2 separate regions of the Mus musculus genome follow, and region 2 is linked to region 1. Evidence: chromatin loops called from intact Hi-C (ENCODE). Cell type or tissue: heart. All regions are shown on one strand. Links, peaks and the distances in the headings refer to the core of each region. The heading gives the core; the rest is flanking DNA. Region 1 has its middle 130 kb from the start of Pah. Region 2 overlaps Igf1os (a long non-coding RNA gene).

Region 1 (11,630 bases), core at 1,323-9,322:
AATATTATTATCGAATATTACTTCTAACTCAGCAATCAAAAGCAGTAACACTGATTTATTTCATGTGTCTAAATATAGACCAGTTATGTACTATGGATGCAAATGATTTCATTTCATGCTCCATCAATGTTTTGAAATTTGTATTTTTACTTACATTTTATATATGACAGTCATGGGATATTACAGCATTGAAAATAACATTGGCAGCTTATTAGAGTTTGGAGACTGAACAATTTGGGGATTCTCAGGTCAGTTCTAGAACAGTATCAGAAAGAAGGATCCCTAAGGGCTCAGACAATGGGTCAGGATAGTGGCGTTGCTCATGGTCATTCCTGGATATGAAGCAGGGGCTCAGATGAGCTGACACTGCTGAAAGCCTGTGAGTGGGTCATGATGAAGTGGCACCTGCAGAGATGACTCAGCTAGAGCTGATCAATGTTGGTAGAAGGGATGTGGCTGGAACCTGTTGGGGCAAGTGGACAATCATCTCGGGTGAGATGGTGAGAAGATGCAAGATGTCCCAGCTCCCAGGCCTGACAGGAGTGGCTTCATATTTACTCTGAGTCCCAACTGATTTCTGAGTGACTGGAATCTGCTTCTGAGTAAATGAATGACTGGAATCTGCTTCTGAGTAAAAGATGTGGTCGATCTAAATCAGAATTGGGTGGCATAATTGTCCAGATATTAACACAGTCCATAATTTCAAACTGTGACCAGTTTGATGAAAGGAAGGAAGGGTCCGAGGTATATTAATTACTAACATACCACAGAGAATAGGATCTCATTTGGGGTGTAGGGAGGTCTGTCTTGGAGAAAAAACTTGCAGAGGGAGGAGGGAAAAAAGAACATTCTAAGCAAAAAGAACAGCTTGTGCAAATGACAGAGGCAAAAGAAAGATGACTCACTAGAGAAAATGAAAGAAATCCATTATGGCTTGAGCCCCAGATGGTGAGAAAATACTGCTGTCTTGGAAGAAGCAGAATTCTCAGAAAGTTCGTGTGGGTAGGACCATCTACCTTGAAAAACAAGCAGAGAATGATCCCAGCCCAAGGATGCGAATCCAAGCTAGGACCAGAAAAACTAAGAATATTTACCTATGAGACTGTACGTTTTCAATCTGTCTACTCTAAGTATGCACAGGGTCCCAAGGCAGCTTTGCTCTACCGCTTGACAAAGACAAATATCTTGGGTAGGGCCAGGAATGGTAGGGTCCAGCCCTAGAGCTGTCTCATTTCCAAATCACTGGTGTTCTACTGGAATTACTAGGGTTCTGCTGAGCTTGTAAAAAGTGTTTTGAATGCTGCTCTTCAAATTGAGGTCTTGGACCCGCAGAATCGGAGTCCACAGGTCGGGCTTGGGAGTGTGACTGGTGACTCTGTTTTCATTACTTTTTGTGCTACTGTGACCAGAATGCCTGTCAGAACCAACCTAGAGAAGGACTTATTTTTTTGGCACGTTGTTTCAGAGGGTTCAGAATGTGGTTGTTTGGTCCCCTGGCTTTGGGAGAACATCATGGCAGAGGGATTGTGCAGTAGTAGAGGAAAGTTGTTCACTGTGTATGTGACCATTGGGAGCAGAGAGGGAGACAGTACAAACCCAAGGATAATATTCTCACTCCTAGTGACCTACTTCTCTAGCTATGCCCCACTTCCTAAAGTATCTACATTCTCCCCAGAAAGTATCCTTAGGGGAAGACCAAGCATTTGGGGAAATGCCTAACAAAGTCTTACGGTTGCTATTCTGGCAGTGCTGGTTTAGAAAAGAAGTCTTCCCATATTAGGCACCTGAAAAAAAGCTTTACAATTACAGATAAGGATTCCACCCCTGGGATTCTGGTTTCATGGCTCAGGATGGGCAGTTTGGAAAACCTCTCCGGTGATTCTGAATTCAACCAAGTTGGAGAAACAAGGAAGAAACTGGTTCAGAAATGGCAGCCCACAAAACAGCTTCATCAGATGTGTCCAGAGGGCTTCTGAAGCAGTCTTCAGACCTATCATGCAAGAGTTGATAAGGATGGAGCCCAAGAACAGATACTTTAAGAGGACTCTCCTGGTACTTAAAATTATAAGTGGGAATATCTGATTTTTTTTAAAGTTTCCCTACATTCTAGAAGCCCTAGTTTGGATTAGGCTGCAGGGATTTATTGCTAAACTGCTCCAGGTGCAGCTGCTGGCCTGAGGGCCACACTGTAAGTACCAAGAGTTCACAGGGACACAATGAAAGAATGGATACTCTTCTCTAAGTTTTACCAAAGACTATGCCCAAAACTTGCTAGCACATAAAACCTGGTTTATATTTCCCTCTCCCCTTAGCAAATATCACTTTCTCTTGGCCCTGGGAATGGGGCTTTGTCATCTCTATATCTCTGGCATCTAAACCTAGGCTTAGCACATGTTAGGCGCCCAATAAATGCATTCTGAGTTCATCAAATACTGTGATGTCCTTGGGGTCTGAGCTGGAGAGCCAGCCGAAGGTGGGACTTTGCTTCAACATGGGCTGTCTGCCGCTTCCACTCATAAATTCCAACTGGATGGGATCCAATGCGAAGCTGTGTGTTAGTAGAGCCTGCTCTGTAGGGGGTAGGGTCAAAGCAGGCTTCTGGAATATTAATAATTCTTCACGGTGACCACAGTTATGGTATTTACAGACCCATGAAGCACAGGAGACAGCCTGAGGTTGCTCACACAGCTACAGACTCCAAGGGCTTGCTCTGCTCCAAATGGAGCATGTATATTGCCGGATCCTGCCAAAAGCCATACGGCTCATTAGCTTTTACTATACGGAGAAATGCACCAGGCCTGGTGCTAAAATGACATGAGAAAACTGATTTGACAGCAATGGTCAAAAGAAAAAGTACAGCAGGAAGAGAGGAGCTCTGGGGGATTTTGCTCATGCCTTTTGGAATGGGGTAGGTGTGCCTGTAGCTCTCCGTGGGGAGGCCAGGCTGATTGGAATCTGACAAGGACTTATTACTTTAAAAACTTTTTTTTCTCAGGCATTTGGTTTTATCCCCTGAATTCTCTTTGCACAGCGATGGAGGTTTTTATCCTGGATGTCTTTTGATCTGTAGCTATTTGTATAGTTTGTGAGCAGCATATTGAAATGGGTTTGGGATAGAGCAAGGAAAGAATACACAGACAATGAGATAAAGAGAAGGAAGAAAAAGAAGCACAAAATTGGGAGAGGGGATGGAATGTCAATTAAGTATAAGATTAGAGGGACTCCAGGCCAGGGCTTTCCCGTCCTTTTGGATGAATGGTGTTTACACAAAAGGAATGATCTTGGTGTCCTTTGAAACCTAATTATGAAGCCTAATTATATTGATGCATTACTGTGCCACCAAAAACATGGGACTGGCACTTTTGGTCTTTCACATCATTTGTCATAACTTACTGCTTTTTGTCACCATGAAATCTCACCTCTATTTTTTTTCTAAGTCCATAAGTCTTTATATCATCCTTCATTCCCCCCTCCCTACTCCAGATGATGTGGACACACCTGACATGTATCCCATGCCCTTCTATGTGAACTACCCCAGAGGTTTCCACTTTGTATCCCTCCTTCTTTACATCACCCTAAACACTTTATGGATTGTGTTAGTTTTGGATAACTGCTTTATGTAATTCCAGTTAATACACAAACCACATATCTCTTGCTTAGGGTCGCTTTTCGGTCATATGCCTTGTCCCTAAAACATAGTATAGACTCTGAAGAGACGACTCAATGGAGCCACTTCTAGACCTTGAGGCTGCACGTCCCATGAATGGTCACTTTCTATATCTCGTGCAAGACGGATGACCATGGCCTTAAAGAAGCCACCTACTTGAGCATCAGGAGGAAGTGGGAAAGGCGAGGAAAAAAGAAATGGGTTTACACACATTGGATTCATGAGGCCAATACGCAAGCCACAGGTCAGTGAATGCACAAGGGAGACAAATTGACAATGCTGGCTTTTTAAGCCATGTCTTAGGTGGCTTCAGATCCTAGGAGAGCATGTGAATTCCAGGAAAGCCAGCCTACAGGCTCTGCAAAAAGGCTTTGTCCTCCGAGACCTGGCTCATAAGATCCAGGAACTGCCCTCTCTCCACATACAGAAGAATGCTGAGAGCTGGGGCCACGTGCCTAGAACCAACCATCCAAACTCCCTGGCCTTCTTTCTTCTGATGGCAGGAGAAAGCACTCGGGTCACCAGTTGGAAAGGGAAAGGATAGGTCACATGGGAATAGCCATGTGGCTAGCTTCATGGGGACAATACAAAGCTGTGTACACTCTCAGTTGGCAAGCAGATTTGCTTGTGTTCAGTCACCTGTGGCTCAGTGGCAGAGTCACACAGAGATGACAAGTCTTTCTGAATGTTTAAGGGAAACAAGACAATCAGAACATACACATATAGTCATTTTTGTTTAATGTCTTTTTTTTAATAGCAAGCAAAATCCAGGTGTGAAGCACATCTGGACTCGAGCCAGCACTCATCACTTCTAGGGTAAGCTTTCACCAAGGAAAGCCACGCTTAACTCAGGGCCTCTAGAATATGGTGGCCATGAACTTGCACTGTTAATTAGGTTCTCCTGTTGCTGGTTAGGACTTCTCCACAGGTCTTTCTCTTCTTAGAAGACAAAAGATTTGACAATACCTGTCTCCAGTCAGTGTAGCCTGTTTGCTGCCAAGCATCCATTCCGTGGTTCTCAATGTTTGTAGTGTATGTTAAGTTTCCCAGAAGACCTGAGTAATAGAGAACTTATTGGGTACTGTACTCAAGATTCTGATTCCCAGCACCTGGGACTGGGCCAGGGAATCTGCATTTCTTACAAACTGCTGGTGACAATGACACTAGGTTTACTGCTGTAAACACTCAAGGAGGAATGGCCACTTTTGATTTCTTTCTCCATAGAATTGACCCTCGGCTCTCATGGTTTCTCACACCAATGTTGCCCACACCAGTCACTGTGAATCTTCCTGGGAGTCCATTTCAACTGCTGCTCCTTTTGAGGGGTTAAATATGTGCCAGCCATTCTTTAAGTAGGACTGGACTAATTTCATTCTTACGATCATACCAACATTAGAACAAAACTGAAACCCAGAGAGAATGAATGACTTGCCCAAGGTCACACAGCTTGTGAACAGTATAGCTGGAGTCCAGATCCAACGTATTTGACTCAGAGCTTGGTTGTCATGTAATTGATAGATCAAGCTGGGACTTGTACGGAAGTGTATGAAAAGACTATTAATGAATGCCACAGGAAAAGACATAAACTAGGACTGTTGTAGGTGAGCCTACATGTAAGGTTATCCAAAGGGAGTTTGCACAGACTCTTGAACCGGAGATAGAGGCAGAATGGCTAGAGTTGGGTATAGTTAAAGAAACACTTGTGTTCATGCAGAAGCTTGTATACAACGGAGTTTATCAGTTTCCACTCTATTTCACCCACCGTTATACTTCATGTAGAGCAAAACAAGGAAAGTCTGCCTGCCTGCCTGCCTGTCTCTGTCTGTCTGTCTGTCTGTCTGTCTCTGTCTCTGTCTCTCTGTCTCTCTGTCTCTCTGTCTCTGTCTCTCTCTCTGTCTCTCTGTCTCTCTCTGTCTCTCTCTGTCTCTCTCTGTCTCTCTGTCTCTCTCAGTCTCTCTCTGTCTCTCTCTGTCTCTCTCTCTCTCTCTTTCCTCCCCTCCCCGGGTTGCTTCCAGTCACAAGCCTGTAGAAATGCAACTTGAGGGCTTAGTCCTTTAGGTATGGAAGTAGAGACATTTTAGAAGAGAAGATGAACTATGGCTTTCAAGAACTTCTGGATTCAGGGATTATGTGCAAAATCCTGCCCATCAGGGTGGTTTTTATATAAGAGAAGCAGCTGTTGGGCCCTTAGCCCTCTTTGATTTACAAAAAAAGAAAGGGTAATCCATCAGATTTTTCCCCCCTCTGTCCCAAGTGCAGGAATTTCTAAAGAGGCTCAACACTACCCTCTAGTGTGCAAAACAAGAAGGCCTGGACCTCAAGGAGCATTTATGATAAAGGCAGCTGGAAGAAGAGATGATTAAGACAAGAGAGAAACGTCTCTAAGACTGCCCCACCTGGGGATCCACCCCATAAAAAACCACCAAACTCAGACACTATTGCAGATGCCAACAAGATTTGCTGACAGGAGCCTGATATAGCTCTCTCCTGAGAGGCTCTGCCAGTGCCTGGCAAATACAGAAGTAGATGCTCACGGTCATCCATTGGACAGAGCACAGGGTTCACATTGAAGGAACTAGAGAAAGTACCCAAGGAGCTGAAGGTGTTTGCAGCCCTATAGGAGGAACAACAATATGAACTAACCAGTACCCCCAGAGCTCCCTGGGACTAAACCACCAATCAAAGAAAACACATGGTGGGACTCATGTCTCTAGTTGCATATGTAGCAGAGGATGGCCTAGTCATCAATGGGAGGAGAGGCTCTTGTTCTTGCAAGATATATAAGGGAATGCCAGGGCCAGAAATCTGGAATGGGTGGGTTGGGGAGCAGGGGGAGGGGGAGTGGATAGGGGATTTTAGGAGAGGAAACTAGAAAAAGAGATAACATTGAAAATGTAAATAAAGAAAATATCTAATATAGAAAATAAGAGTCTTATGGGCCCTCTGAACTAGAAAGGTTCTTAAACATGAAGACCTAAGATGATGCTTCTGATATAGCAGAGCAGTCTGTGAAGTGTACCCTGCAATACCTTCATCCACACAGGAGAATGGGCTAGAAGGACACTCTACAACGTGATACTAGCCACCTCCTGGTCCCACCACAGTAACAGAGTTACTAAAGCTTCCATAGAGATATGGAAAGCTGTGTAGAACTTATTACCTGGACACTGCTGACCACTGAACTCTCCTGTCCTCCAAAGATGCCATGTTACTTGCTGGGCAATTGCTATTGACAGAAACAGAAGAAAGCACTTACCCGAGGACCCTATATGATAGACGCCTTGACACATAGGCTCTGATTTTTCTGCTTTGTTCACTGGAGATCATGTTCTGTAGTAGAGCTAAAACTTAGAATGAAATGACTGGATGATGACTGAATCCAAACTTCTTGTCAGTGGTGCCGAGGCCTGGAGGATCCTGCAAAGCACCAGGAAGCCATGTGACGCCTCCAGCAGGGTGGACAGTCTTCTCTCGGGTCCGTGTGTCCCTTGCACTCTGTTCTCCCCTTCTTTCTCTACCACAGTTCAACTCTATCTAAGACTTATTCCATGAGCCCATCTCTTCAAATTTGCTCATAAACTTTGGAACATTTCCTTTCTGACTGTTGATAAAAATTGCCCTTCTGTCTATTTATAAAAACAAACAAACAAACAAACAAAAACACATAGCCTCCTGCCTATGCACAAGTCAGTTCTAAAGAACACAGGAATGAAAAGAGGCAAAGACCATACCTTGGATGGACTGGCAGTTTCTAGAGCTAGACAAGAATGTGAAAACAAGACAGAGTTACAATTAATCAGTTCTTCTAAGGAAGATCTCTGAAGATGAGGACAGAGGAAGTGATATGCATGCTGCCTTACCGATCATGCCCAGTCATGGTCTCTCCATGATGACAAGTAGTGCCTGCACAGCCTGCCTCATGGTAACATGTATATGGATGGGATTTACTGGTGTTCTTACAACCCTAAGTATTATTTATTACTCGTGCTTTCTTTTACTCTCCTATCTGTTGCTCTAAGACTGAATAGAAACATAAGTTTGCACCTTCAAGCAGTTTACTTAGTGAATTAGTATTTCATTACCCAGTGAATGATTACCCACAATGCCCAGCATACTCTACTTGTACTTCTCTAGTTGTGAGATGGTGCCATTCAAACTATGTTTTGGGCAAGTTTCACTGTTGCGTGGATTTCTTCTTTCACTCCACTAATACTTGACTTATGGAATCCTCTTTATATGACAGACTCTATGCTAAAGAGAGAGAATACAGTCATAAATAATATAAGCATGGTATCTGCCTTCCTGGAGATTGGTGTTAGCCAGAAACCTAGAGAATGTTTAGATGGGATTACATCATGTGGATATACTTGATGACATCAGTGGCTAGGTACCTAAAGAATACAACTGTATCCCTATTAAGCCCCGAATCCTGAGTTCCCTGAATAGGGAAGATCATTGTGCTCTGCTGCTGTACTTGGCTTTACAGTCAACTTAAGAAATGTCTGCTGTATGAGTTAGCTGTTGGAAGAATCCATCTGAGGTATCACTACTGAGATTCCATTAGCAACATAAACAATAATCTTCATAAAAAGAATGGCATCCATGAAAATACATGGGAACAAACAGGCTCCTGTTACGTGGTGATTATACTGTATGTTATAATCATTGTCCTGCTAGGAGCTATGGTGATTAGCACCATCATTCTCATGTTCAGTGTTAAGAGACATGAAGTTCAGACATCTGAATGAACTTTCCCAGGGCTTCAAATTTATTAGCACAGATAGTAAAGGAACCAGTGGCCCGGGGACATAATTTTCCTTCTCTTTTATGAGCAAGTTTTATTCTGTATCGACATCCCATTTCTATCGTTGGGGAACACAGTCTTCTTTTCCACATGAAATAAGATGGAAATGAATGGGGTGATGAGCTCACCTTGATGGGTCTCAGCTGGAGACAGGGATGGTGGCTCTTAGCTGAAATGAATGCCTCGAAGGCAGTCATTACCAAGTCCAGCCGCACAGGAGCCCGGGCATCTCTGGCACTGACGTCTTGTTTTCTGCCCAGAACTCTCCAAAATAAAACAAACTAAACAACTGGGTCTCTTAAAGCTAAAGGACTGAAAGTTGCTTCACTCCATTAATTTTAACACAGAACTTGGACATATAGGACCCGAGAGGGTCTGACTGTCACTGAGTCTATTTATTCAATAAACCGAACTCTGTTTGGTATCCCATTCCCCACCCCCACCCCACCCCCACCCCAGCCCCACCCCACCCCCACCACCATGCGCCTTCTTGCTGGTGCTCCAATCTTAGTTTGTGAACTTGTTCCTAATCCATGTAGTGGCCTCTTTTATCTTTGAACTGTGTGTTGAGGAAATTAACCACAGATTAAGCTGAAACCTTTTTCAAAAGGTTTTTCCTGATTATAATTTCCTCCATCAGAAGCTATGTCAGCTACTTTTCTCTTTGCTGTAGCCAAAGCCCCAGCAAGCGGCAGCTTAAGGAAAGTGGGATGTTTTCTAACTCATGGATTGAAGGCACAGTCCATCAATTCAAGGGAAGCATGGCGACTGAGCTGTGAACTTCAGGGTCAGTACCCTAGAAACTCACTTCTTCCAGCCAGGGGCTAGTCCTGAAGTTTCTACAAACTTGCAAAGCAGCATTGCCAGCTGCGGGGTCTGGGGAGGATATTTTACACCGAAGCTGTAACAGGGACTATTTGGACATCCAGTCTGCTATAGGCACCAGCATTGCCCACATATTATGGTTGGGATATGGGTTGTGCCACACACTTAACGAAACAAATATATTCCACTTAATCCCCTTTATTTTAATTTCCAGCTGAGCAATGGTATCTGCCAAACCATAGGTCGACATGTTTTGGTTTCCTTCTAATACATATGAATTGTGTTTTATTAACTGTATTAACTATATTTATGTAAGTGATACATCTCTTATTGATGGGACTATGTGCTGAGGTTGCATCATTAGTGATTGATCATTGTGCAAATGTTATAGCTTGTGCTACCTGAACTTGGACAATATAGCCCATTACATTAGATGATGTAGCCTAGGCTATAACCATCTATAATACATTTCTGTATCATTACATCTTATAAGCAATTACAAAAGGATGGTAAGTATTTTGTATAGCTAGGCATATTTAGAATCTGGAAGTAACAATAGAGATATTGTACAAATGATCAAATACTGTGTGTTATTTATAATTGCATTGCTGTTCTGTTTATGGAGTAGACTGAGTGGTAAGTTCGGTTGTGCCATCGTGGCAATGTACTGTGCTGTACCATGAAGGGACTACAGTAGTAGTAAATAATAGAGATTTTTGAACTATACCGTAATGTTGTACAATCACTGCACTGTGCATTCCCTTTTGTTTACCAAAGCTCCATTATGTGGCCTATAATCAAATATTATTTGCATAATGTATTTTAATTCCACCATTATTTATCTGCAAGGCAATGGTGGAATGCATCACCTGTTTGGGAAACATGACATCTGTCCTTTCTTTATATGCAGTTTCTGAGAGCAATCTACAGTCTTCAGTTAGAATTTTCTTTTTGGGGGAACAAACATTTTCAGTACTTCACATCATATGTCAATATGTAAAATTAATTTAGTACTATCAATAATTAGTCTAGATCCCTAGTTGGTTTGGAAAACAACCTCAAATTCTATTCTTCCATTGTATTGTGGAATCATTTTTTATATAAAATTAATCTGTATTGCCTTTAGCTTTCTTAACAAACTGTATTTCTAAATACCCCACGGATCCTTCACATCCTTAAACCACTGTTGCCCATCCAATGTTGTATTGTCCTTGTCCTTTTAGTTTATTTGTTTGGAGCCATGTGAAGGAACTCTAGCCATTCTCACCATATTTCATCTGAGAAGATATTCATTGATTCTGTTACCTTTTCATTTTATTCCTAGCCTCTAGCTACCCATATATCTGATAACACATATCCCATATCTTCGTGCACATAACTGGCAGATATGTAGCCCCAGAAATCTGTTTTTAGATTGATAGTTGCCCATTAGTTTGGTACTGATTACCATAATCAAATCTGTTTCGTCATTATTAATTCTCCAGAGATTTTTCATTGCTTTAGTATAACCTCTACAATACCCCTAACTACTTGTGTTCTACTGTACAACATGGCCATGTTTAATTTTTAAAGGATAATTCAATGATCACTTGCCTATAAAGTTATTTGCCTATAAGGTTAATCTGGTACCTATTTATCATTTGCTTGTATGAAGGAGCATTTGATGTATTCAGATAAGTTTTACAGCTTAATGGTACATGTTACTATTCTTAAGTGTTTGGGAAAGGGAAACACTATTAAAATAAACAAACAGGATGACCTGGTTAGTAGAGGAGAAAAAATATCCAAACTGAGGTCTGGCTAACATCAAAGTGAATGAAAAAAAAAGGTAAAAAGGAGAACATGATTTTTCTTAAGGGGCTGAGGTTTTATTATAGATTTAATGAATATCACAGGTAGAGGTAGAGGCAGAGGCACCTGAAAGAGTCCAGAGTGAACATGACCAGCAGACTGGGCATGACCATGTAAGCAGAGGGGAATGGTACTGTTAGTGAACAATACAGTAATATCATCTCTTTACTGTATAACACACACACACACACACACACACACACACACACACACACACACACACACACACACACACACCACATGGACTTACAGGCATTGCTGTGAGCCTCCCTGTAAAGACTGGTGTCCTAGAAATTGGGCTGCATCCTTCATCTCATCCAATAAACGATAGAGTAGCCCAATCAACATGTCGACCATTTCAAAGACATGGAGAAAACGATTGGCTCTCTAAGCAAAATCAAGCTAATAGCTACTCCATATAAACGTCAGGGAACTTTCTCACTTGGGAAGGAGTTGAGAATCTACTTTTCAATGGCCGAGGGT
Region 2 (11,630 bases), core at 103-8,102, 200 kb before region 1:
TCATTTCCTAAAACCTATAGATGGCCAGGCAGCAGTGGGCTGGCTCCTGTCAGGACACTGTGTCATGCTTTGTGCAGAGAATCAGGCTATGCTGAGATCTGGGATGGATTGAAAAATAAAATGATCCTAGTTTTCAACAAAGCTGGATGCCTGTCACCTCCTTGACCCCAAGGAAGCAGTATGGGAGGCACACACTGTTTCCCGTTGGCTGTATTGTTCTCTATAAATGAGTGTGTGTGTGTGTGTGTGAGACACAGTTGTGTGTATGTGTGCATGCATGCATATGTGTGTGTGTGTAAGTGTGTGTGTCTGTCTGTGTCTGTGTCTGAGTGTGTATTCCAAATAATACCAGCTGGCTAGCAATACTCTCTCCAGGGTTATGATGTCATTCAAATCCCTCAACTGGGTAAGTGGCTGGCAGCATGGTTCAAGCCGGCTGCTTCTGCTATTTATAATGTATAAACTCGCCTTTGCCACAGGGAATGGAGTTCTGATCTTCTGTTGATACGGTTTGTACCTATTTCTCAGTGGTCTTTCAGAGGCAGTAGATAAGAAAGTGAATTATGAAAGAAGGTTACAAAAGCCCAGATTAGACGCTGCATGCTTTCCACGGATATCTCTCCAGGTGTGCTTTCCCAGGGGAGATGGAAATGAGCCAGACTTGCCTCAGTCTCTTACTCTCTCGGACTCTCAGGGGGATTTGAAGGTACTGACACATCGGTGGAGACAGAGGCCAGTTGGAAACTCTACACTGCCTCTTTACGCTGCCCCATGGATAGAAACCTGCTTGGGGATGTGGTGATTGTCCTCAAATGAAACCAGTTTGGTTTTGCAAGGGGCTTGGGCTCTTTCCAACCCTCTGTGTGGTCAATACTTCACAGCAGTGTTTACCTTTCAGACAGGAACATTAGAAACCTGGTGTGAGACTGTTCCAGTGGTGGGTGATGCTAGGTATCACTTGATGAAGGAATCATGTGATGACAGCACCTACTATGTACTTGATTAGACACACCTCTGGTAAAGCAAAAAGGAGCATGCAACAGGCAGGGAGAGACACACGTTCCTGACGTCTGTTGAGTATCTGAAGCGTGAAGACTTATGAGTGGTGGGAGGGGGCCGCAGTCTCTCAGGGAGGCAGGAAGTGAAAGCTTTTTGGAAATGGAGATGGGGAAGGAGAGAATGCTATGTGAAGGGCACGGGGCTGGGAAGTTCCTGTGGGTAGGACTGACTCTGAGAACACACAGAAGTGTGGCATCATCAGGTGGTCCTGCCATATCTGCAGTTGTGGGCAATCCCTTGCACATACAGTAACCCAAGGCTTCCACTAACAGGCTATCATTGAGTGCTTGATTTATGACAACTTATGGAGATGGTGTGTGTGTGTGTGTGTGTGTGTGTGTGTGTGTGTGTGAGAGGGGGGGGAGGGGGAGGGGGAAGGAGAGATGGAGGGAGATGGGGGAAGGGGAAGGAGGCAGAGGGAGATGGAGGGAGAGGGACAGGGAGAGGGACAAGGGACAGAATAAACAGTAAATAGTTCATCCCCTCCTCTTTAGGACCTTGATGAGAACATTGTATGAAACCAAAGACCTCCTGTTTTCAAGTCTTTCTCAGTTGAGAGTTTCCAGGTCCTTGGTTTTTAAGTCTGGAGAACTGGGTCCCGGCTAGGCACCCTCATCTACTTCTGGGCGCCTTTCGTGTAAGTTAGTGCTTTGAATCACCTCTTTCCAATGCAATTGTAGCAGACTTTGTCTTGGTACATTCTAGAAGCTTACTGCATTTCTCCATGTTTGTGACTCTGACTATTGTGCTTTCTGGGCGCTGTGCTGTGCTGTGCAATGCTTTGTGCTGTGCCACGTTATACTGTGCCACTGTACTGGCATGTCCTGCCATATAGTTATGCTGTGCCGTGCTGAGCCGTGATGCTCTGCAGTACACAGCACAGGTGACTGAACCCTCCATTGCTTCATCTCAAGGGCTGCTTTGAGGACTGAACACGTCATCCCATGAGATACTGCACCCCATCAGTGCCAACACAGCGAATCACTTGGGTTTATCACCCCAGTCACCCTTAAAGGATAATTGACTTTTAACTTATGTCCCAGTCGATGTCCCGATCAAAGCAAACTGAATTTCAGTGCACCGTAATTGCCATTAGCTGTGCTGTGGCCACACTCTGAGGTGAACTATCGGTTTCCGTGTGGGGGTGGGGAGCAATTTCCTGAAGTGATTGCCATGAATTTCAAGCTGGGGAGTGGTCTTTATTAGCAGGGAGGGTGAGCTAGCAACGAAGCAGGGGTCAATAATTCCTGGGGAAATGTCCATTTTCTTTGTAGATTCCAGGTGTAAATGTAAAGATGAAGGGGACCTTGAACTATGGGCACTGTGCCTGTTTAGGAGAGAAAGCAAGAGGTACAGCAGGAAGGGTCTGAGGGAGAGCTCAGGCCAGGAAAAATCCCACTGGAGACGAATATCCATGGTCATTCTGAAATTAGAGAATGCTTCTACAGTTGCCTGTCTGGAAAAGGAATCTAACAGATATGGGAACTGTGTGCCACAAAAATAGCTAGCTGCAAAGATGTGCTCATCGTGAGAGCATCCACTCTGGAGACTTGGATCCACAGTTTCACCTTTTGCGTGTGCAATGCCTGTTGGTTATAAATAACTCTCCCCTCGAGCCTTCTACTTGAGCGGTGTATTTGCATAAAGCCACAGCTTCAGAAGACTTCTGACACCTTTCTTTTAAAAAAGAAAGGAAGGAAGAAAGAAAATGAACTTGTTCATTTTCAGAAAGCGAAGGTTGGCTGAGAGTCGCAGAAAACGAGCCATTCCCTGGTTCCCTGGCCTTTCTGCTGGAGCCTTATCCCCAGCTCCTCTGTGTTCCGTAGAGAGGGGTCACCTTCAAAGGTCATGTTGTACTGTTGGGCATATTAATAATATGTCTTTAATGTAGTTGCTAACATTGTTAGTGGTGCGTGTATGTGCGCATGCGCGTGGCGAATATTACAGAGGAGGGAAAGAGAAGACAGGGAGAAAGAAGAAAAAGTAAATAGTAGAACACATCTGAATTGAAAGCAGAAGGATGGATTGTTTAGGGCCAAGAGAGAGCAGGGTGGAGGGGGAGGGGAGAAGAGAAGGTCTGGGTGGAGAGTTGGAGGAAAGGGGCTCTGGCATCCCCAGAGGCCACCAGGCAGAGAATTTGGTAACACTGGTGTCCCTCTTTGTGGGTCAGGTTTTCTGGACTGAGATCCAATGTCTCCACCACATGTGGAGAGCATGCATACATAACATTGATCTTAGAGGAAAGGGATGTATCACAAAACACAATGTGCTAAAGAGAGGAGACCTGCTAGGTTCTTCACAGCTCCTGCCCAGAGCCTCCTTCCTGTTGATCCTAGAAAGCCATATTCTATCTCGGGGAACTGCTGTAACTGCTTGAAGGAACGTCTTTCCCAGGGGGAAAGGGGACGACAAATCCGTTCACTGAAGAAATCGGTGTTTCTTCTCAACATCAAACTTGGATGTGATTTCTGCTAAAATGTCAAAAGGACAAACACTGGAAACAGAAACCAAATTGATGTGGGTTTGTGAGCAAAACAGTCTTAGTGGTGGTAGATGAGGTGTCACCGCAAGGGGCAAGTGTGGGCTGGGAGAGAGAGAGAGAGAGAGAGAGAGAGAGAGAGAGAGAGAGAGAGAGAGAGAGAGAGAGAGAGAGAGAGAGGGAGAGGGAGGGAGGGGGGGAGGGAGAAAGAGAGAGAGAGAGAGGGAGGGAGGGAGGGAGGGAGGGAGGGAGGGAGGGAGAAAGAGAGAGAGAGAGAGAGAGAGAGAGAGAGAGAGAGAGAGAGAGAGAGAGAGAGAGAGAGAGAGAGAGAGAGAGAATTTGAGAGTTCATGGTACTTGTCTAGATTGAAAGTGGGCAAGGATACACCAATTCCAAACCTCGGGCTAGAACCCACCTCGGGGCTCTTTCCTTGGGAATTTAGAAAAGCGCGCCCTCTTGTGGGCATTTGGGAAACTGCCACTTCAATCTTTATTGGGCATGTGTCTGATAGAGTGTGTGTGTTTTGTGTGTGTTTGTGTGTTTGTGTATGTGTGTTTGTGTTGGGGGAGGGTTGAACAGTCCTAGACTCGAGCATAAGCTGTGCATATCTTTAATTAAACATTTTAAAATAAAGATGCATATATTCACCTCACTATCATTTAAAAGGGGAGAGGTGTTCAGGGGGAAAGAAATACCATAAACTTACGCGATGACTTCTTCATGTCTAGTCTCCTGGTATGAGCTTAAAACACAGCGTTAAACGAATCAGAGTACAAAGGATAAATGATAGCAAAAGTAAAATATTTTTTAACAGCATAAAGCCACTGAGTAAAATGGCCAGGTTTCTCATTTTATTAATACAAAAAAAAAAAAAAATGACACGGGGTGTAAGGATCGCTGGATGGAAAAATGATGTATTACATGAAACCTAAATTTAGATGCTCCCGAGTGGAGCTTGATTCAGTCTTGTGTACTCCTCATAGTTTCTGACACCTCGGTTTTCAAAATGTGGGTTAGAACACCTGCAGTCAAAGACTCACTAAATACAGACGTGATTCCATTTTTAACCCTCTTTCTATCCCGAATCTACCAAGAAGAAAGTTTCAATCTGACCCTGGTTGTTTTGAACACCTCCCCCCCATCTTGCTTCTCCCTTTACTAACAAAGGGACAGAAGACCTCAAACCCAAAGTTTTTAGAGGTGGTAGTTTCTAGCCAGAATTCAATAACAAGGTTTTATATTATTAATATTAATGTTTAACATTATTATAATTTACAAGGCTTGTTTTAGGCATCTGATTTTAAGAACTCCTATTTAAGAGAAGGGATGCTGCATTTAGAATAAACACATTATTATTTTCTAGGAACTAATTTATTTTATTTTTAAAGTTAGTATACAAAGTAGTGGGCTTCACTATGGGTTTTCTCTACTAGACATCATTACAATTTGTTCTTATTCGCCTCCCTCTGGCCTCTCTGCCCACATCTGCTCCTCTCTTGGCCTTAAATAGCTTTTTCTTCCACTTTCATGTCACATGCTTTCCATTGGTCTCTTCCCTCTTCTTTCAGATCTTCTCTTCCTCTCCCTTTCTTGTTTCATCACACACACACACACACACACACACACACACACACACAGAGAGAGAGACACACACACTTAAATCCAGAGTCTGCCTATGAGAAAAAAGAAGTATGTATTTTATGCCTTTCTTAATTTGACCTTAAATAATTTGAAATTGAATATTAAGTATACATACCCAAGTCTCAAAAGAACAATATATATGTATGTATATGAATGCTATATACATAGCATTCATAGTTTCATGAAACTATGAATGTTTAATAGTTAGGACAGCACATGGATGAAGTGTGGAAGTGTAGCAGTTGAGTGTCATGCCGCATGACATGTTATTGTGTTGGGAAAGCAAATGCAGTTACAAGACAAATGCTGATAACAAAGGCCACGGATGTTTAAAAAAAATAGCACCCTGTAAATAGGTTAATTACATTCTAGATAGGTTAGATCTCTGTTAGTCTCACTAATGTTTGGAATCAGTCTTTGGAAGGATCTAGAGATGTTTTAACAAGCTGGAATTGAGTTAGGGGTTGAAGCACAAGCTCATTTCCAAGTTGGAACACAACAAGTGCTATTCCAGGCATGGGTAAGGTGAGTTCCAGGGGTTGGGATGATATAGGAGATGAGGCTGTCACCACGGTCACAGTGTCCCTTTCTCCTCTCTCTCCTTGGCAGCTTCCTTGAATGACTGGAGAATAGTCTCAGTCCTTCCTGTTTCTCTTGTACATTGATCCCTGGGATCAACATAGAGCTTAAAACAAAAACAAAAGCAAAAACAAAAACAAACAAACAAACAAACCAACCCCACAAAAACCTATGCAGTCATGGACTGTGTTACTTGGGGGGGTTAGAAGGACAGAATTGATAGAATCAACACATACTAGAGGGGGGCACTAGATTGGCTTATACGATAGAGCGTAGGTAATCTAACAGCGGCCACCTGAAACTTGAGAAACTGAGAATCCTACGACTCCACAGCCCACTTGGCTGGACGCAACCTTAGTTTGGTACTGAAAGCTGCAGGATTTCTGTAGAGCTGCTGGTATCCAGTCCATATTGAAATGCTGGAAAAGTTAGATTCTGGTATTATGAAGGATGGCAGCAACAGGGACATTTACAAAATAGATGTCCTCACAACCAGGAAGCAGAGGCAAGCAGGCAAGGCAACGTTACCTCTCTGGAGGAATTGGGCTACCTGTGGAAGATGTCCCCCATTGAGGTGAAGGGTCTTCTTCTCTCAGATAGTCCTCCTGGAAATGCCCTCAGAGACCCTCCCTGAGGCATGTCTCTGCTGACTCCATAGCCAATCCTGCTGATAATTAAGATTTACCATAACACAGTGTACGTTATTATCCAGTTTGGTTTCAGCAGCCTGGAGGACAGCTGACGCACTGACTGATCACTCCTTAGTCCTCACAGAGATTCCATTTTGAAAAATTTGCCTGCAACGCTTATGTTTTGGGAAACAGATTTTTATGGAAACATGAGAGCGTTAGACTTGATAATAATTTAAGAATTGCGATAAAGGGTCTAATTCCTAGGAAAGCCCTGAAGTGTCCAGGAAGCAGGATTGTCAGCTCGTTCCACTTCTTCACATGGCTGAGGAGGTTTTATCGTGCTCTCTGAGACAGGAAACATGGCCTCCAGCCTCACTTAAAAAAAAATCAAGGAGGCTCTTGGGAACCCTTTAGACTACTTCCTGTAGGGGTCCCGTGCATGGATAAATGTTTTAGTACTCAATTAAAGAGGATACTTTGTATCCACTGGGGCCTTTGGTAATAAGCCACTTTGTAAGCAATATACTCTTGAAGCATGAGCTCACTTCTAAGCTGAAGCACAATGCAGGCTGTGTCAGGCACTGGGAGTATGAGCAGAGACACATAAGAATGAGAGATTTCAATTGTTGGGGTGATGTGTGAGATGAGGCTGCTACCCGGGACTGTATAGTCCCTTTATATCTTTCCTTGAACCTTGAATCAACTCCTTAAGACACATGTGTACTTACAATATACATTTTTCCACCTTACAGCCTCAGCTTCTTTCAGAGAATGAATATTAATTATTTAATATTGATTTAATAAAATTTTAAGCACATTTGCATTAGTCAAGATTCCTTAGAGAAGTATAATATATGCATGTAGTTTTTCCCTTTTAAGGAACTGACTTACACAGATGTAGTGGGTTGGAGAGCGGAAATCTATAGGTAGACCAGTGGGCTAGAAAGCCAAGGATAAATTGCTCACCAAATAAAAGCAGTTTGATATCACAATTCCTTCTTTTTCATCTAAGGAGGCCAATTACTCTCTAGTGACTCTTTAATCAACTGGGTAAGGCATAGCCACATCATGAATAGAAATCAACTTTACTAAGAATCTGATTTATATATTAATACTTAAAAGAAAAAACAAAACAATCACAGGAAAGCCAGTGAGATAGATCAGCAGGTGAAGGTGCTTGCTGCCCTTCCTGACAACCTGAGTTGTAGCTCCAGGAACCATAAGGTAGACAATCAGTCCCCTTAAGTTTGTCAGCACACACATGTATATGCTTATGTAGGCAAGCTTTCATATTAGTGTGTGACACACACATACAAAAGTGCTTACACACACACTAAATGAAAATTAATAAACTTAAAAAATATAGTAACATTTAAAGGACATCTGACTAAGCAGGTGAGCTGACATGGAATTAACCACATCACCAATGGCTTGCCAAAGATACCCTCACTGAGCCTCACTAAAACTGAACCATGAGACTATGAATCTTTCTCAAGTTACAAAGAAGAAATCTCAAGTGAATGGTCCACGTTTTTCAATTTTACGCTTTTATCTGTGCTGTTCTTTTTCTTCAAATGGTTGGCTGGCTCACAGACTGCTGCTTGATTATGGCTCAAAGGATGTTCTCTTCCAGCCCTTACCTTCACCATGCCATTACCATTTTACAAAGGTGCTGTTTACTGGTGAAAGTGTTTTGGATTTTTTTTTTTCTGCAGAAGGAAATAAATATACATAAAGCGCACACGCACCTTCACACCACTCAAACACACGCACACAAGCACCTACTTAACCATCTGCGCTGTGTTTTTCTAGATGAGACGAAGTGTGTTCATTACCTCACGGTGCAATCTGTTGTTTGGATCAGTGGAGAGAAATTTCAGGCCTAATCAAGCCCAGGTTGTGTTTGGGGTGAGGCCCGATGAAGACAGACATTTGTACACCCTTTGCCTTCAGAGGGTGCTTGGTCTTGTTGGTGTCATAACACTTTGAGTAGCAGAGTGATAAGAGATTAAAAAAACATTTATAATGCTGTTCTGCGATCTCTGATTTCTTTTTCATTGAGCAGCTACTACAGCATTTATTAAAAACATCATTTTCTAGTGCTAGGTGCTATGCACACTCTCTGTTATCAAGGTCAACTCAACTTCTAGTGTATGTATCCATTTGTATAGGTGCATACTTATTTTCTCAGTGTTCCTTTTTGTTCTTCAAGGACTCTGGACCTCTCCAAGGGTGAGATCTTGGCTTGCTTCTGTGACAACACTACACAATTACTCAGCAGGCATCACCATATACTTCCATTCCCTTCCAATGTCCTTAAGACCCACCCCCTTCCTTTCTACTTTTCTCCCTCATCCTCCATTGGATTAATGAATGCCTCATTACTGTGTGGAATTCTTTTTTCTCTTTTTAAACCAGTCTTCCCCCAAGCAATCCAGCCAATGGCCATTGCTGGAGCATTTTCCTAATATGTTCTGTTCATGAGTCTCACACTGCAGGGACATGAGATGGGTCCTCAAAGTCCTTTGGCCTGTTTAAGTCCGCCTCTTAACTTTAAAAGCATACTCTTCCTCAATAGCCTCATCTGTTGCTAGTCCCAGTATAGCATCTGCACAGCTATGTTGTCACCATTTATCACATATACCTAGCTCTGAGTATACTTCTAGGTATTTAATGGCTGGCCAATAGAATTGGTCAGTGAATGATGATATATAACTGCTACTACTATCGAGTATATGTTATATCCAATTTTTTCTTTTGTCTTACTTTAATGATCTCATTTAATGATCTCATGTACTTTAATGGAATATTCTATTTTCATTTTTACTTAAAAAGGCTTAGTGCCTTAGTTCTAGGAATATATGACACTCTCAAGATAGCTGTGAGGTACATTAGGAGAGTAAGGAGAACTTAAGTGCCTTTGCTAATGTATGGATAGTAAATTACAGTCCCCAGATTTAAGTTCAGGTTGGTCTGATATATAGTGTGATCTAGTTGGTACAGGTCCAGACAGACTTTCTTGCAGACTGGTCTGCCTCTACTGAAACAAAGCATGAAGCCCGAGGAGTACAATTAGACATTTACTTTGCAGAAGGAGGAAGCTCAGTCAAAGCTGGACTTAAACTAGGAAAGCACTTATGCTTTTCTGGTAGGAACAAAAGATGGGCTTTCTGCAGTGTAGTCTTCTTGGAGCTTTAGGTATGAAGAGCTACAGTCAAGCAACTTCAGTGCTAAGTAGCATCCTGCTGACATCTCCAATGCGACTTAGATAAGCTTTGTTTAGACACGTGGGCTTTAATGCTTCTCACTTGATGACTAACCCAGTTCTTAGAGAGCTAGGCTTGAGAGCAAACACCATCTTCGTTTTGATGCCTGGATTTTGTAAGGCTGAAGAAGCCAGGTACTTTTGGGGTCCCTCTGTACCCCACTTCTTCCTTTTCTTTCTTTCCCTGTCTAATAAGTACTCGCTGAACTGGCCCCATTTAATCAACCCTGGCTTCACATCCCTGATTCTTCTCAAGGAAAAGGGTGACTTCACATTTGGATCCTATTGGAGTCAAAGCCCTGCCAACCCAACTGGCAGGCTTTCTCTCCACTTGGGCTTCCATCAAGGTAGTGATCCCACATCCTGGCCTTGGTGAACTCTTCTGCAAGGTGCCAGGGTTGTTAATCTCACTCCACTTGTTGGCAAAGCAAGAGACATCCTGAGATGATTGTAGTATTTACAGAGTTGGGAGAAACCCGAGGCTTCTAAGTGGGAGCCTCTGTTCTTAGCAAGGGGTTTTTAAGGTCAAGCCTCCCAACACCTGGCCTTTACCAAACCTCTCACTCCAGGGGATTTTGCAGATAATGCAAATGAAAGCATTGACAGTTTGCCAGGTGCTGCCCTTCAGAACAAGCCCAACAGAGCAACCAAATGACCCTTAGCACCCAATATAAAACAAGCATAACATAAAACCCAAAGGCCCGGGACACTGAATGGAATCTTTACAGTGGGAGGAATAAACCCAGAACAGATGCTAAGTGAGGTCACAGAGAATTGTCTAATGACAGTCATCCCTGTTCTGCACCAGCGGCCATCCCTGTGCTTTTCTGCAGTTAATAGATAACATTTCCACGGTGGCTCCTAGGTCACAAGCACGGCAGTGCCAGCACTGCATTTGTCCTACCCTGGGGAATTTTTGCTATGAGGGGAAAGCCATGAAGTTAATGAATAGCTGGAGGACATGGCTCATTGCTGGGATAGTCCATTTGTGCTGAAGTTGGGGTCACCCTAAAGAAGAGCAAACTTCTTCCCTTGATAGCCACTAATCTATACCACCTGAAGAATAACTCCTTGTAGTAACCTAGGATCATGCAAGTTCGTCCAGTCCACAAAGTGAGCAAGAAAGGCCAGGCTGGAGTGCATGGGAGCCCTGAACTCCAGCATCACTTTAAGTGGGCCTATCATTGACTTACTTAAACAAATGTTACATGACAAAGTCGTGTGTGAGGTTTACCTATGTTACCCATTTTACAGTCCATGGAGAAACCTAGTGGTATTGGGTCTGTGAGTAATCATGTAAAGAAACTGAGTATGTCTTCCCGATGTACTCTCTTTGCAGGGTACAGAGCAGCTTTTGCCTTGGCCAGGATGTGTGACTTTAGAAATTGAGTCAGAGACACACTCGACATTTGATATCCTTGGGATTATAATGTTAATTCTCATTCTTCCAGTTAAGTAAGTGTACTTTTTTTTTTAAAGTAAACCAAGCAAAAAGTAAGGAGGGCACTGAGAAAGAGAAAGAAGAAGAAAGAAATGAACAATGAAGAGTGTCTAGGGGATTATATTTTCATCCTGGGTTCTTCTCTCCTGCCCCTCAGAGCAGCATAGAACTTTCTAGTGTCCAATTGATGGTCTTCATCAGGAGGGCTGAAGGTATGGAAGGCAAATTTCAGATGTGTGTCCTCTCAATACTACCACTGAGTAACAGGCTAGTGGGAAATGAGACTCTTTAATGTCCCCCACCTTCAAGGAAAAGGTGCACTGTTTTATTGCTTACATTTTACAATGTCTTCCATTAAGAAGAATGTGGTTTTTCTGTAAGTAACTATGCTTCCGTGTAAAAACTAATAAAGACGGTGACTCCTGCGTGTATGTCTTTGAAACATTAACTCTTACCCTTTTGCTAGTGTGCTAATATGCTGGTGGTAAAATAAACTTGACTTGTCTTACAAAAGGAAAGTATAAAGTATATTTG

Evidence for each region. Hi-C counts contacts between places; a loop is a spot of excess contacts. Peaks named below come from ENCODE experiments on the same cell type or tissue, not always from the same donor. Only the 100,000 strongest peaks of a DNase experiment are listed, where the experiment ranks them.
Region 2: a loop joins it to region 1, with 2.8 times the contacts of the local background. A loop is called at or near these places in 5 of 42 quality-filtered maps.

What each region holds. Positions count from the first base shown.
Region 1 is chr10:87,643,604-87,655,233 of GRCm38, reverse strand. No RefSeq gene overlaps it. Among named protein-coding and RNA genes, the nearest start is that of Pah, 130 kb to the right of the region's middle. In heart, for the core only: a CTCF peak has its summit at 5,955 (motif pointing left); no DNase peak of the experiment used is centred there.
Region 2 is chr10:87,846,975-87,858,604 of GRCm38, reverse strand. All of the region lies in intron 1 of Igf1os (a long non-coding RNA gene), which reads left to right. It also overlaps a transcript of Igf1 not described here. Among named protein-coding and RNA genes, the nearest start is that of Igf1, 6.3 kb to the left of the region's middle. In heart, for the core only: a CTCF peak has its summit at 4,013 (motif pointing left); no DNase peak of the experiment used is centred there; H3K4me3 peaks cover 133 bases; H3K27ac peaks cover 3,051 bases.